Regions from separate parts of the Homo sapiens genome. Here region 2 is linked to region 1. Evidence: read pairs that join two places in POLR2A ChIA-PET (ENCODE). Cell type or tissue: HepG2. All regions are shown on one strand. Links, peaks and the distances in the headings refer to the core of each region. The heading gives the core; the rest is flanking DNA.

The links. ChIA-PET counts read pairs that join two places held together with the same protein. Peaks named below come from ENCODE experiments on the same cell type or tissue, not always from the same donor. Only the 100,000 strongest peaks of a DNase experiment are listed, where the experiment ranks them.
Region 2: POLR2A ChIA-PET joins it to region 1 with 7 read pairs; 10 of 35 experiments call an interaction of 5 or more read pairs at or near these places.

What each region holds. Positions count from the first base shown.
Region 1 is chr1:225,668,532-225,673,910 of GRCh38, forward strand. No RefSeq gene overlaps it. Among named protein-coding and RNA genes, the nearest start is that of ENAH, 18 kb to the left of the region's middle. In HepG2, for the core only: no CTCF peak of the experiment used is centred there; a DNase peak (open chromatin) is centred at 3,040.
Region 2 is chr1:225,744,237-225,749,615 of GRCh38, forward strand. It overlaps LOC107985352 (a long non-coding RNA gene), which reads left to right. Exons shown (of 2, transcript XR_001738499.2): 2 at 570-1,356. Among named protein-coding and RNA genes, the nearest start is that of SRP9, 31 kb to the right of the region's middle. In HepG2, for the core only: no CTCF peak of the experiment used is centred there; a DNase peak (open chromatin) is centred at 2,785; H3K4me3 peaks cover 738 bases.

The sequences.
Region 1 (5,379 bases), core at 242-5,241:
TCTTTCCAGTTTTAGGGGAGCTTATTAATATCACATTAACATTTAGTTGAGTTGTTTTTTGCTGACATTGGAACTGGAGCTCTGTATCGTATTAGCTACTGAATTTTACTGCATAAGTCCCTCCCCTTGATTAGCTGAAGGGAGTGAGAATCCTTTCTAAGTTTGTTTCCATTCTGTTTGGACTGCATTAAGACATCAGTCCATAATTACACAGAACCAAGGGAAAAGCCTATAAAATCAGATCAACTACCGTGTTGTTAGTTTATTCCGTTAACCATCTAAATTCAATTATTTTTAATGAAACGTATTGTGATATAACTTATATATAATAAAACGCTCCTGTTAAATGTACACTATCAGTTTTGACAAATGCATATGATCATGTGACCACCATCACAATCATGGTAGAGAACAACCCCATTACCCCCCAAAATTTCCTGTAATCCTTCCTAGTTAATCTTTCTCTCACCGTCAGCCTGGTCTGCTTTCTGTTACTATAGATTAGATTTGTCTGTTCTAGAGTTTCATACAAATGTAATCACGTCGTATGTACTCTTGTGTCAGTTTCTTTCATTCAGCATAATGGATTTGTGATCCCCCATGTCACCATGGGTATCAGCAGATCATTCCTCTTTACTGCTAAGTAGTATTCCGTTGTATGGATATCCTACAATTTGTTTAAATTTGTTGATCCATTTGTGTATTGTTGGACATTTGGCTTGTTTCCAGTTTGGGGACTATTATGTATACAGTTGGTATGTACATACATATACAAGTCTTTGGACATATATTTTCATATACCTTGGATAAATAATTAGGATTGGAATGGTTAGATCACATGGTAAGTGTATATTTAAAGAAAACTGCCAAGCTGTTTTCTAAAATTGTTGTGTCATTTCACATTCCCACCAGCAATATATGAGTTGCATTTGCTTCACATCCTGGCCAACGCTTGGTATGATCAGTTTTTAAAATTTTGACCATTCTAGTGGATACGTAGTGGTATCTCACTGTGGTTTATTTTTATTTATGTATTTATTTTTTGTTTTGTTTTGAGACAGTCTCACTCTGTCACCAGGCTGGAGTGCAGTGGCGCGATCTCAGCTCACTGCAACCTCCACCTCCAGGGTTCAAGTGATTCTCCTGCCTCAGCCTCCCAAGTAGCTGGTACTACAGGCATGCGCCACTATGCCCAGCTATTTTTGTATTTTTAGTAGAGATGGGGTTTCACCATGCTGGCCAGAATGGTCTCCATCTCTTGATCTCCTGATCCACCTGCCTCAGGCTCCCAAAGTGCTGGGATCACAGGCATGAGCCACCGTGCCTGGCCTATTTATTTATTTATATTTATTTTATTTACTTGGTTTTTGTTTGTTTGTTTTGGGTTTTTTTTTTCTTAAACAGAGTCTTCCTCTGTCTCCCAGGCTGGAGTTCAGTGGCGCTATCTCAGCTCACTACAACCTCCACCTCCCAGGTTCAAGCAATTCTCATGTCTCAGCCAACCAAGTAGCTGGAATAACAGGTGCACACCATGGCTGGCTAATTTTTCTTTCTTTCTTTCTTTTTTTTTTTTTTTTTTTTTTTTGAGCTGGAGTCTTGCTCCGTTGCCCAGGCTGGAATGCAAGGGCGCCATCTCGGCTCACTGAAAGCTCTGCCTCCCGGGTTCACGCCATTCTCCCGCCTTAGCCTCCCGAGTAGCTGGGACTACAGGCACGTGCCGCCACACTCGGCTAATTTTTTGTATTTTTAATAGAGACGGGGTTTCACCGTGTTAGCCAGGGTGGTCTCGATCTCCTGACCTCGTGATCTGCCCCCCTCGGCCTCCCAAAGTGCTGGAATTACAGGCGTGAGCCACTGTGCCTGGCCAATTTTTCTATTTTTAGTAGAGACGGGGTTTCACCATGTTGGTCAGGCTGGTTTCAAACTCCTAACCTCATGTGATCCACCTGCCTCGGCCTCCCAAACTGCTGGGATTACAGGCATGAGCCACCGCGCCAGCCCTCATTGTGGTTTTAATTTGCATTTTTCTGATGACTAATGGTGTTGAGCATCTTTTGATGTGCTTACTGGCCATCCATATACCTTTTCTGTTCCTCGTTATTGCCACTCTTCCACATATAGGCTTGTGATGGTTAATATTGTGTGTCAACTTGATTGGATCGAAGGATGCAAAGTATTGTGCCTGGGTGTGTCTGTGAGGATGTTGCCAAAGGACATAAACAATTGAGTCAGTGGACTGGGAGAGGCAGACTTACCCTCAGTCTGGGTGGGCACCAGCTAATCAGCTGCCAGCATAAAAGCAAGCATGGAAAGAGCAGACTTCCTGAGTCTTCTGGACTCCATCTTTCTTCCATGCTGGATGCTTCCTGCCCTTTAACATCAGACTCCAAGTTCTTCAGCTTTTAGACTCTTGGACTTACACCAGTGATTTGCCAGGGGCTATTGGGCCTTTGGCCAAAGACTGAAAGCTGTGCTATCAGCTTCCCTACTTTTGAGGTTTTGGGATTTGGACTGGCTTCCTGGCTCCTCAGCTTGCAGACGGCCTATTGTGGGACTTCACCTTGTGATCCTGTGAGTCAATTCTCCTAATAAACTCCCCATTCATACGTTCATCTATCCTATTAGTTCTGTCCCTTTAGAGAACCCTGACTAATACAAGGCTCTCATTATCTCCTGTCTAAAATGTAAAATTCTAATTCATCTCCAGCATAAACCAAGGTCTGATTGTGTCCTAGCCCTACTTATAAGCCTTCCCTGGAGCCCTATTTTCTCAGAATAAAGTCCACACTTCTTAGAATGACATTCAAGGCTTTTACCAAATTAGCCACAAAAGACTAAAAGACCAAAAGACCAATTTCCTTTAAGTGGGGTAATCTGGGCAGGGTAATTTTTCTTCCTCACCTTTTCTGCTTGACCCCACATCCTCCACACATGCACATTGGACTGTTGACTCTTCCCTAATTTTCTCACACATGCTCATGGGGTTGTGGCTTTGCTCATGCTGTTTATCCTACCTGGTTGCCCTTTGATCTTTTCTACATGACGGCATGTTCATTCTTTAAGGCTCAGCTCATAGGTCTGCTCTTCTGTGAAGCCGTCTCAACCTCATGAAGTAGAATCAACAACTATTTGTGCTCTTTGGTAGCTCTTAGTCTGTAATGCTCACAAGCTCCTCACCACAGACTACTTACTGTATTAGCTGGTTGAGGGGCTCCTGTCTCTCTTTGCTGGAGCTTAACTCCTTAAGAACAACGGTGGTATCTTACTCTTTTTACATCCTGAGGGCCTCACATTAACTCCTGCTTAGTAACATGGTTGACTGAATGTGTGGAAGAATAACTGAGGAAATAAATGAAAAGAAATCTGCCTTGGCCGGGCATGGTGGCTCACGCCTGTAATCACAACACTTTGGGAGGCTGAGGTGGGTGGGTCACCTGAGGTCAGTAGTTCGAGACCAGCCTGGCCAACATGGTAAAACCCCGTCTCTACTAAAAATACAAAATTAGCTGGGTGTGGTGGCGCAAGCTTGTGATCCTAGCTACCTGGTATGTTGAGGCAGGAGAATCGCTTGAACCCAGGAGGCGGAGGTTGCAGCGAGCTGAGATTTCGCCACTGCACTCCAGCTTGGGCGACTCCGTCTCAAAAAAAAAAAAAAGAAAGAAAGAAATCTGCCTTTAAGCAAATGGTTTACCCTCTCTAGACCTCCATTTCCTTATCTGTAATTTGAGAGAGCTAGAATCATTGATTTATAATACCTTTACAGTTCTTTTCTTTTCTTTTTTTTTTCTTTTTCTTTTTTTTGAGACAGGATCTTGCCCTGTCACCCAGACTGTAGTCATAGCTCTGCAGACTCCAGCTCCTGGCTCAAGCAATCCTCCCACCTCAGCCTCCCGAGTAGCTGGGACTGCAAGTGTGCACCACCACATCCAGCTAATTTTTAAATTTTTTTTTGTTTTTTATAGAGACAGGGTCTCTGCTTTGTTGCCCACCCTGGACTTGAACTCTTAGCCTCAAGTGATCCTCCTGCCTCAGCCACTCAAAGTGCTGGGATTATAGGCGTGAGCCACCATACCCAGCCTCTTTCCAGTTCTAATATATTTGATTTATTTTATTTTGTTTCTAATGTATTTTAAATTCTATGTTTATATTTTCAAATCCAGTAAAACAGTATATTTGAATGTATCCAAAAACTGGATGATGGATCAAATGTGCTAATTAGATAATGCTGGATTATCAGTGACACTTTGAGGGGCCACATCTTATTCCCTGGGAAATATAAGATGAAAATAGTGGGACCTTCCTCAGTTAACTTTGCTAGCAGATGTGATCGTGAAGAATTATGATTTGTCACTATTTTTAGTCTGAATCTACAATGCAGCAGCAACAGCACATTCTCACACATTCCTATAAGTTTATGCCTTTATATATGTCTATATATTGTGGTTTTTTTCTTCGTTTATTGTCTGGGGGAAGACAAAAGGAAGAAGAATGATAATACTTAGAAGCTGTAATCTACCATTTAGTTTTATAAGGAATTGTTACTTAAATTGTAATTTATAGTATTTATAATGGAAAAAAGTTGTTTACTCAAGTATATCAAGTTTAAAATATATAATGAAGGCCGGGCACAGTGGCTCACGCCTGTAATCCTAGCATTTTGGGAGGCCAAGGCGAGTTCAAGACCAGCCTGGCCAACAGAGTGAAACCCCATCTCTATTAAAAATCCAAAAATTAGCCAGGCGTGGTGGTGGGCACCTGTAGTCCCAGCTACTCGGGAGGATGAGGCGGGAGAATCACTTGAACCCAGGAGGCGGAGGTTGTAGTGGTCTGAGATCTCACAACTGCACTCCAGCCTGGGCGACAGAGTGAGACTCTGTCTCAAATAAATAAATAAATAAATAAATAATAAAATATATGATGAAGACTTATTTTCATATAAAATATAACAAATATTCCATTTTATTTTTAAATTATGCAAACATTCTATAATTTTTTTTGTCCTATAAATCCAGGAGTTTCTTTTCTACATGATTATCCTGGATAAAGTTAGACATTGAGGCAGTCTGTGATAGCTTCTTAACTTCTTTCCAGTATTATAGCTTCTGTTAGCTGGCAACAACCAGAGCCAAATCTACAATTTGGATTTCAGATTTAGTAAGTGGTAAATCATTTGTAAGACCCAAGACACACAAAGCTGCAGCAGTGACAATATCCTCCCCAAGCATTTCAGAAGGATCACAAGCACACTGCCAACATTTATTAATTGCTCTATAAAAAGACACACATGAAGGCATGAGCCCCAAAAGGTCTGACAATGTCAAAACATCACTGGGATTACTGTTAACTGTCATTTAATTCTGAAGCAAAAGCTGCTCATGG
Region 2 (5,379 bases), core at 139-5,138, 76 kb after region 1:
GGTGGGCAGGGGAACGGAGAGCATTAGGGAAAAGAGCTAATGCATGCTGGGCTTAACACCTGGGTGATGGGTTGATAGGTGCAGCAAACCATCATGGCACACATTTACCTGTGTTAACAAACCTGTACATCCTGTACATGTACCGAGGAACTTAAAATAAATAAATAAATAAATAAATAAAAGTTAAAAATAAGGGCCATGCATTAGCTCCTGGTTTTGTTTGTTTGTTTTTTGAGACAGAGTCTCACTGTGTCGCCAGGCTGGAGTGCAGTTGACGCAATCTCAGCTCACTTCAACCTCCACCTCCTGGGTTCAAGCGATTCTCCTGCCTCAGCCTCCCAAGTAGCTGGGACTACAGGCACCCACCACCATGCCCGGCTAATTTTTGTATTTTTAGTAGAGACGGGGTTTCACCATGTTGGTCAGGATGGTCTCAATATCTTGACCTTGTGATCTGCCTGCCTCGGCCTCCCAAAGTGCTGGGATTTATAGGCGTGAGCCACCGCACCTGGCCTCCTGGGTTTTAACATGAGCTCAGCCCAGACTGAATCTCTTAGTCTCAATTCTAGGTCATGTGGCAAAGACACTTTGAGGAGCCCATCCTGGGATGAAAACCATGGCCAGGGAAGAGGCCACAGCAGAGAGGCAGAGGTGCTGAAACCACTTCTGCAACCACAAGGACGAAAGTGCACCTCATTGGTGAGGGAGCGCTGGTGCCTGCCCCCATGTGCACACAGCAGCCCATAGCTAAGGAGTCACAGAGCTCTTACCTCAATCCTACCTGATCAGTTCAGCCAGAACTGATCTCTCAGCCAAGTCTGTACCCTGGCTAGAATGTGATCTTCAAAATGTGATCCTAACCTGTTTTGTTCACTCCTATGACCCCAGCATCCAGAACAATGCTTGGCACCATTGGTAGGCACTCAAATACTATACTTGGTACATCAAATAACAAATTAACTCCTCCATTCTATGCCTTCTTGGAAGGGATACAGGATGGCAGCTGGGGAGAGGAGAGCACAGAAGAAAGATGAGAACAGGATCTTAGAAAACTTCCCTGGGGCATATTTGTAGGCCCTGACTTACCCAGATCCTTGGAACAGGAATTATGGCTTAGGGAGCAGTAGGCAAGCCCTGATCATGGAGCCTGGCAGACCCATTTATTCCTTCAACAAGGATTTATGGAACACTTACCAGATGCCAAGTCCTGCTGTATTCTCAGCCTTGCCAGGCCTAGCTTTCATACCCTTCTGGCCCTGTGATTTCTGGCTAGCTGTTAGCCTCTCTCTCTGTTCATTCATTGGTAAATACATCACAGGGTTCTTGAGAAGATTAAATGACATAATATATAAAATACTTGCTTGTGCATAGTAACTGTCCTGTAAATATTTTTGCTGCAAAACATGGTTGTTGGGTTTTCTGTTGTTTTGTGGGGGGTGGGGAGATGGGGCTTAAGGTACAACTGTAACTGTGTAATTTACCACTGTCTGGGGTTCCTCCAGAAGATGGAATTGATCTGTATAATCATCATTTCTCGTGCAAGAATAGCCTTGCCTTCACCTGGCTGCTTTTATATGAAGGAAGTGCTCTTCTTTCCATAAGAGGGCACAGCTTCTGGCGCAGCAGCAGGAAGCTGTAGATGCAGCATGGGTTACTTGGGGAATAATCGGGTTTGCACAGCACCACACACCTTCCTACTCACATGGGGTGCCCAGGGTGCTGGTGTCGGCCTGGTCAGAGGGCAGGTGAAGCTAATGGCTGCCATGCAGTGAATTCACGGGGCTACCTTGTTCTACTTCTCTCTACCTCCTCCCTCCTGGCTTCTGGTCCCAGGTGTCTCAAGCACAGTTCAGCGTCTTTGAATCTCCATTCAGGGCCATCCCAGTCCCTCAGGTTCTCTGATATGAGAGAGAAGATCTCCCAGGCCTCCTTCCTCCAAGAGACCCCCTCTGTCCCCCCCCACTCTCCCCCAGTTTGGCCTCCTAGGCAGACGGTTTTTGTTTGAGTGTCATCCCTCTCCTCCGGACGCCCCATCATTCACCTTCAGCATTTAGGAACACAGCAGCAATCTAAACCAAATGGAGAAAGCAGGAGAAATTTTTAAAAGAAAGAAAAAAAAGGCCAGGTGCAGTGGCTCACACCTGTAATCTCGGCACTTTGGGATGCCAAAGTGGGTGGATTGCTTGAGGTCAGGAGTTTGAGACCAGCCTGGCCAACATGGCGAAACCCGTCTCTACTAAAATACAAAAATTAGCCAGGCATGGTGGCAGGCGCCTGTAATCCCAGCTACTCCAGAAGCTGAGGCAGGAGAATCGCTTGAACCTAGGAGGCGGAGGTTGCAGTGAGCCCTGGGATGAAGCCACTGCACTCCAGCCTGGGTAACAGAGCAAGACTCTATCTCAAAAAAAAAAAAAAAAAAGAATAAAAAAGAACAGATAATTTCAAAAGGACATTAAGCTCTATTCAGAGACACAATCTCCAATCAACAAAACGAAAGGCAAGCGTTGCCCCACAGGGACTGGCTGAAAGGCAGCCTGGCGGTGAGAGCGTTCTGGAGCTGGCTTCTCACACTGGGGAGGGCGCCCTCCCAGCAACCAGCCCCACCTGACGGGATCAGGCAGGACCCCACCCCAGGCTACGGGGCTTTGGGCTTCCCTGCTGAGGAGTTTCCTCCCGACACAGCTTACAAAGGCTCCCTCACAGGGGTAACAGCAGGACCGTGCTTGGCTGACAGAATGCTTTGGCAGAAAACTGCTGTCTGAGTCAGCCCTGAGAAATAATTAACCCTCATGATGTTTCCTGGAGGACTGAAGAGGGTTGGGTGTGGAGGATACAGGGAGGGCCTGAAGAGCTGGGCTTCTGAAGGGGAGGGAGCGCCTGGGCCTTCGGGCCTGGGCCTCCAGCAGCCTCACCTGAGGTGCCAGGACCCCCCAGCTAGCTCGCACCTGCTCTCTGGGCCTCAAGATTGTTCTCGGGGAGGGCAGAGAGAAGACTCTTACTTTTCTTCTTTTTTTTTTTTTTTTTTTTTGAGACAGGGTCTGGCTGTCACCTAAGCTGGAGCATAGTGGTGCAATCATAGCTCACTGCAGCCTCAGCCTCCTGGGTTCAAGTGATCCTCCCACCTCAGCCTCCCAAGTAGCTGGGACTACACACACACACCACCATGTCCAGCTAATTTTTGTACTTTTTGTAGAGACAGGGTCTTGCCATATTGCCCAGGCTGGTCTCAAACTCTTGGGCTCAAGTGATCCGCCTGCCTCAGCCTCTGAAAGTGCTGGGATTATAGGTGTGAGCCACCATGCCTAGCCTTTTATTTTTTATTTATTTTTTTGAGACAGTGTCTCTTATGTTGCCCAGGCTGGAGTGCAGTAGCATGAACATGGCTCACCACAGCCTCAATCTCCCAGGCTCAAGCTATCCTCTTGCCTCAGCCTCCCAAAGCACTGTGATTACAGTCATGAGCTGCCACACCCAGCTAGTATTTCTTTTCTTTTTTCTGTAGAGACAAGTTCTTGCTATGTTGCCCAGGCTGGTCTCGCACTCCTGGGCTCAAGTGATTCATCCACCTCAGCCTCCCAAAGTGCTGGGATTATAGGCGTGAGCCACCGGCACCCTGCCTGACCCTTACTTTTCTAGACACTCTTCCTGGAGGCCTGTTTCCATTCGGGGCCTTTTTGTAACATGTAAGTCGGGCAGATCACTATGCGGAGCTGCTCACCGTGTGCTGCTCAGTGTGGTACCAAGAGCTCAGAGAAGACACAAGTAAAACATAAGATCCAGACCGGGCCTCAGGGAACTCACCACCTGAGCAGAGAGGGGAGGCATGAAAACCCATTCAGTTAGATGGCCTCTGCTGGTCATGTGTTCATACATCCAGTGTGATAGGGGAAAAGAGATTTTCTTAAGCCTGAGCAGATTACTTTACACATTTAGACTGGGGGCTCAAACACTTGCTAAGGTAATAATGTTGCTTGTGATTCATATTTGTTCTTCCTTCTTTTTTTTTTGAGACAGAGTTTCGCTTTTGTTGCCCAGGCTGGAGCGCAGTGGTGCAGTCGCGGCTCACCGCAACCTCTGCTTCCCGGGTTCAAGCGATTCCCCTGGCTCAGACTCCCGAGTATCTGGGATTACAGGCGCCTGCCACCACGCCCAGCTAATTTTATATTTTCAGTAGAGACAGGGTTTCTCCATGTTGGTCAGGCTGGTCTCAAACTCCTGACCTCAGGTGATCCGCCTGCCTCAGCCTCCCATAGTGCTGGGATTACAGGCATGAGCCACCGCGCCGGGCTGGTTCTTCCTTCTAAGAAGCCTCCAGAGCTCCCTGCCTGTGTCTTTCTGAGAGTCGGTCAGATGCCCCTCTTTCATTTCCCTCCATTCCAAGGCCAAGATTTCTCATCCTCATTTCACAATCGGGAAAGTCAAGACCCATGCCGCAGGCTGGCCTGCCAGGCAACTGGCCCGAGGTTTACACACACTCAAAGATGCAGCCGAAGATTTGAAAATCCCCCTGGCACATCCGTCTTCATGCACTGAATGTATTCATTGAGGTTTTAATTGTTCAGAGCACTCTTGGAAGCGGCCGAGTCCAAAGAGAATTGGAGGCTGGCAGACACGGTGCTGGGGCTTTCTCTGGATCGTATTGGTGAGACAGGATACTGTGGCATGCTAACTTAGCAGTCAGCAAACTGTTTTTGTAAGGGCCCAGATAGTAAATAGTCAGTATTTTAGGCTTTATAGGCCAAATACTGTCTTTGTCACATTTTCTTCTTTGTTTTTGGTTGTTTGTTTTTGAGATGGAGTCTCGCTCTGTCGCCCAGGCTGGAGTACAGTGGTGCCATCTCAGCTCACTGCAAGCTCCACCTCCTGGGTTCACGCCATTCTCCTGCCTCAGCCTCCCGAGTAGCTGGGACTACAGGTGCCCGCCACCACGCCCTGCTAATTTTTTGTATTTTTAGTAGAGACGGCATTTCACCGTGTTAGCCAGTATGGTCTCGATCTCCTGACCTCGTGATCCGCCCACCTCGGCCTCCCAAAGTGCTGAGATTACAAGTGTGGGCCACCGCGCCTGGTGTTTTTTTGTTTGTTTTTTGTTTTTTGTTTTTTTAACTATGGTATAGCTGGGCATGGTGGTTGGTGCCTGTAGTCCCACCTACTTGGGAGGCTGAGATGGGAGGATTGTTTGAGCACAGGAATTTTAAGCTGCAGTGAGCAATGATCACACCACTGTACTCTAGCCTGGTCAACAAAGTGAGACCCTGATTCTAAAACAAACAAAAACCAAAAAAAGCCAGGCTGGATGCAGTGGCTCACACCTGTAATCTCAGCACTTTGGGAGGCTGAGGTGGGCGGATCACTAGGTCAAGAGATCGAGACCATCCT